Linked DNA regions of Mus musculus: region 2 is linked to region 1. The links are chromatin loops, found by intact Hi-C in ENCODE. Cell type or tissue: heart. All regions are shown on one strand.

Region 1 (2,500 bases):
CTCAGTGGAGAATTCATTTATAAATTGTCAGGATGCAGGTGCTAACCGAGGCTGGTTTTTGAAGGTCTGCAGTACTCTTGCCTGGTTGCTGGGAAGGAGGACGGGGAGGCGCTGGAGCGAGGGCAGAGCTGAGAGTCTGTAGGAGTTGCTGTTCCAGAGAATTCATTACTCTCTAATTGTTCTGGTTTTACATGAGCAGAGCTTGCCGGGCGGTGGTGGAGAGAAAGATCGAGGGCGAGGGCGGACAAGGCGAAAGGAACCAGCGGCTCCCTCCCTTCCCCCACACATCCCAGAGAAGTCTAGGCGCATTTTTTTTCTTTTTTTTTTTTTTGTAAGTAATTCACCATCATTTGCGAGGAGAAACGGCCCAGTCAGACAAGCAATCGCTAGCACATCTAAATTTTGCAGGGTATTGAGTGCGGGTCCCGGGACCCTTTCCAGGTTTAATTTAAGGATTATCCGCAAGCTGCAGTTGAGTGCTCTGTGGGTTTCCACAGTCTACAGGCTGGAAAAGGGCTGGAGGGAGACGCACCCCAGTGGTTATTTATTCCCTCCCTGCTGTAGACGTCTTTCCCAGGCACTGACACCTCTCGGGCCCTTATACAGGAACACGTACAGCCGGCCTCCACTGTGGAAAGAAACCGGGAAGTGTGGGTCTCACAGAACCCAGTAGGAAGCTTTGCCCAAGGCCAGGCTGCAATTAGGCAGCCGCATGGAGGCTGAGCTTCCCACCTGTTGCTGTACCCTCTGGGCCGCGACTTCCTCCTCCTCAGCCCAGAGCTGGACTCTCAGACCAGGCTAGGCAGCTGGAGGAGGTAGAGGAAGCCACAGCAGGTTCCGAGGCTGGCAGAGCCAGGGTCCGCGGGTGTAGAGATCCTCCTCCTCCTCCTCCTGATGGCGGTTCCCGGGGCGGGGGAAGCGCAGCCACGTGCGCTCCGATTGGCCAACAGTGGGCAGAGGGCGGAGCCAACAAGGCCGGTTATCACAAGGACCGCCTCCAGGCTATCGCAGAGCGCACTGGAGCCCTGGCCAGCGCGCAGCCTTCCCAGCACCGGCAAGCAGTGTCTTGGGAATTCTCACTTGCTTCGGCTCATTCTCTTTCACAAAAACCACTGGATCTTACATGCTTCTGTAATCCCCACTTCCACTCCATGTCCCCATGATCCTGTACCAGCAACAGGTAAGGGCTTCTGTGTTTTCTTCCTGTTCTCTTCTGGGTTGTCTGTGTGTGTCCAGGGCAATGAACTTGCTCCACAGTCCTCTACCCTACAGCTCCGGCTGCTCCGGAGGTGCCCAGTTGTCAGGCTGCTGTTAATGCTTTCCTCCCGCAAGCTTTGGAGTCCCGGCTCATTGCCTATATAGTTTGTGTGCGCACCAGAACATCCTCAGAGCTAAAAATACTGAGACACGCTTGGAAGAGTTGAGCAATAGAAACAGATTTCTCTGCAGCATCTGTTTGTGCTCATAACTTCCAATGCACCAGCTGTAGGGAGATATTGGGTTTAGAGTCAAGCGCGAGCCTGGCGTGGATTCTTCCTCTTATTGCGGGTGAGAGGGAGGAAGAGAAGGAGACTGGGGCTTGATCGGACCAAGAGACTTAGCACTTAATCTAGATCCTTGGTGTTTGGGGAGGGGGAGTCCTTGCTACAGATACAGCACAAAATTCCAGAGTGAGCTTCTCAAGTCTCAAAGTTCCTTTGCTGAGAAAAAAAGGAAAAAAGTAGCAGCCAGAGTTGGATTTTAGCTTCAAGACCGCAAAACTTTCCCATCCGATGTCGGTCTCCCCTAAGTACTTTGCTATTCTTAGTAATAATGGTGTAAATTCCTCATTTGAAGACAGTGTGGTTTAAGGGAAGCAATGATCGAAGCAACTTGATTCAGGGAGGAAAACGACTGCATCATAACTAGTACTCCTATGACAGTTGAGGGAAAAACCAAGTTAGGAAATGGGTAGTCGCACGTCCGTCTGCTTCAGTCTGTCAGTGGAGATTTGGATGAGGTTATCCATTCTAGAGATTTTCACAAACTCCGAAGATACCTGGCAGTAAATAAAGGCATTGCTTGAAAACCTGTTTTGGTTAAGCACAGAAGAGAATTAATATATCTCCTTTAATCATTTGTTGTCTTTTCCTATTAATAATTAATAGGCAGTCGTATTTCCTCTTGGAAACCAGCTCTGTAGGTGCACTGTGAGCTACCATTACACTTGTCTTTCTCTTCTTACCCACATCTAAGGGTTTTATTTTTATTTTCATTACATAGTTGAGTACACACACACACACACACACACACACTCACTTCCCAACGCTCAGGAGAAAAATAGGTTACTTCAAGTATGGTGGGAACAGTGACAGTCAGGGTCAAGGTCATCTCAATTTGTTTTGTGCCTCTCACTTCATATTGTGGTATTTATTTTGTTACATGATTGACAGCTGTAAAGGATCTTGTTTTGCATTTTTGTGAAATTACTTAAACAAACAAACAAGCAAACACAAACAAA
Region 2 (2,500 bases), 150 kb after region 1:
ATCCCTCCAAGATTGGCTTGGGTCTTTTTTCATCTCCTGAAAATGTATCCTGCCAATTTTATGAGCTAACCTACACTCTATCTGTTCTTTAAACAAGCAGAGAAAGGAGGGGCTACCTTGTCCAAGAAGAAACTGTCTCTTTTGCCTTCAGGTCTTAGACACTATCCTCACAGTGATCAAATAGCAGCAGCTTAATTCTGTGGCACCGGACACTAGGTGTGTTCACATGTATGTGCAGGTGCACATGCACCTATGTTCATGGGTGAAGATCCTGAGCAGATGTCTGTGTCATCTTCAGCCTCACCTCACTCTATTCATTAAGGCAGAGTCTCTCACTTGACCCCAAATAGCCAGCTTGTTTTGGTAATCCCTTGGCTCTGCCTCCTAAGTGCTAGGATTACGGACTGGCTGCCTACATGGAGATCCTAATTCAGTTCCTTATACTTCTGTGGCAAGTGCTCTAATCACGGAACAAGTCCCACAGCCTGGCACCTACTATTTTTAAACCAACCATCCTTTTTTAAAAATAAATTAAAAGCAGTAAGTGTCATGTGAATGGAACTAATTAGAATCATGTGAATCTTCAAAGACTGCCACAGCACTAGAGGACAAGTAAGAAGGACTCGGGGGCTTTCGAATGCAGCCTTTGTCGTGTTTTATTAAAAGATAAGGAAGGACTGTGTGTTTGGTGGAGGTGCAATATAGTGTGGGGCAAGGGAGTGCCTCTGTGGGCCCATGCTGAGGCATCCCTTCCTCCTGAGGTATCAGCCACACTATGGTATAGTAGAGAGTAGAGTTTATTCAGGGTATGGGGAGGGGCATTGAGAGAAAGGAAGAGGGAGAAGGGGAGGGGTTGGGAGAGGAGGAGGGGGAGAGGGAGAGAGAGAGGTGGGAGATGAATAGGGAGAAAGAGGGTAAGGAGCAGGGGCAAGAGAGAAGAGAGGGGAACAAAAGCAGGAGAGCAAGAGAGTGAGGACTTGAGAGTGAGTGAAAGGGGCAAGCAGCCCCTTTCATAGTGAGTCAGGCACACTTGTCTGTTGCCAGGAAACTGTGGGGCGGAGCCTTAGACTAAATGCCAACAGGCTTAACAAAATTTCTCTCTCTCCTCCTTAGTGCAGCTACTGTTGAAAGGAGCCAGTGGTCTTGACTGGGAAAACTCCAGGCACAGGACTGTCAGCAGTGGCCATCCGGAAACAGAGCCATGCTTGGGGACTGTAAGGTCTTCTCCACCTCTAGCCCAGCCTATAAAGCAGAGTGCCCAGAGTCTGAATACATCCTGTTCCCATGCACCACACATGGCTCTTGCTGAAAGAAGGCGACCTGGAAGTGGGAAGGAAGAGCCATTTCTGTAGGAAGCGTTCCATGGGCCTCCTGGGACCCGATATGCAGATGGAAGTAGGTTAGTTATTATGTTTGACATCAGGAGACACTTCCTGTCCTCAAGACAGCAATGGGGTCCTGTTTGTTTATTCTTCCTGCAAGGAGGCAGCAGGAGCAGGCTTCTAATGGAAATTTTTTCCAGCTAGGTGTTTTTATGATTCCAGCAAAGATATAAACATTTTGAGTTTTCACAGGAGAATGCGTGCCCTTAACATACATCCAAGGAAGCTCTGCAGCCTTTCAAGTGGAGGAGCCTTCCAAGGGAGTTTCTGCTTTAGAGCCTAAATCTTTTAAGCCAGGAGCTGTCAGTCTGAGGTCATTTGCTTTTTATGTTCCTGGAAGCAGGGGGTGGGGGTGCATTGAATGTAATAAGATTCAAATAGAACCCCAGTGGGGACTAGAAAATGGGCTTTAGGAGAAGTCCCATTCATTCCAGTTAAACAGAGTAAAGTTAAAAGAGAGAGCCAGGCAGGGCTCCACACTGAAGGTGAGCCAGCCGAGAAGGCATAGCTGCTAAGACTCCTTTCCTTGCTCATAACCTCCCTTGAAGAGGGACCTGAAATCAGGGCCACCAGCAGAATTCTGACAGCAGACGTGGCTGTGCGAAATCTTCCCACAATTTATTCAATATTTTTTATCTTATGACATGAAATTAAGAGTTGGGCAAGAATAAGACTTTAATTATCATCTGTATTTCTTCTCCAAAAAAAAAAAAGTGTCATAAGAAAGATTTAGAAAAAGAAGAAAATCAGATTCTCAGTCCTTCAGAATTCAGCAGGAAAATCAAACCCCCAGCGTGCAGAGAATCCAGTCCACCCATGCTTAGGAGTCTTTGTGGCATTTACTCAGCAACGTATAGTATCAAGAACTATAAAAGAAAACAAAGCCAATTTTGAACAGCTAACGTCTGGGCATGAACAGCCACCGAACAACAAAATCTCCATACAACTGAACAGTGGTTCGTTCAGCAGGCTTCATTGCGAGGCCAATAACCCACAGAGATAGGCTGAGCCCCAGATATCTGACTCTTGCTGTGGTGTTTGCTATGAGAGGGAAGTACTTGGAAGAGACTCAGTTCATTCTATGGGGACCCTGGATTACTTTCTAAAATGTCAAGACA

The links. Peaks named below come from ENCODE experiments on the same cell type or tissue, not always from the same donor. Only the 100,000 strongest peaks of a DNase experiment are listed, where the experiment ranks them.
Region 2: a loop joins it to region 1, with 6 times the contacts of the local background. A loop is called at or near these places in 4 of 42 quality-filtered maps.

Annotation. Positions count from the first base shown.
Region 1 is chr11:111,065,155-111,067,654 of GRCm38, forward strand. Kcnj2 (potassium inwardly-rectifying channel, subfamily J, member 2) reads left to right here and starts at 1,010. Exons shown (of 2, transcript NM_008425.4): 1 at 1,010-1,180. In heart, a CTCF peak has its summit at 1,004; DNase peaks (open chromatin) are centred at 927 and 1,487; H3K4me3 peaks cover 2,500 bases; H3K27ac peaks cover 1,771 bases.
Region 2 is chr11:111,211,443-111,213,942 of GRCm38, forward strand. No RefSeq gene overlaps it. Among named protein-coding and RNA genes, the nearest start is that of Kcnj2, 150 kb to the left of the region's middle. In heart, no CTCF peak of the experiment used is centred here; no DNase peak of the experiment used is centred here; H3K27ac peaks cover 618 bases.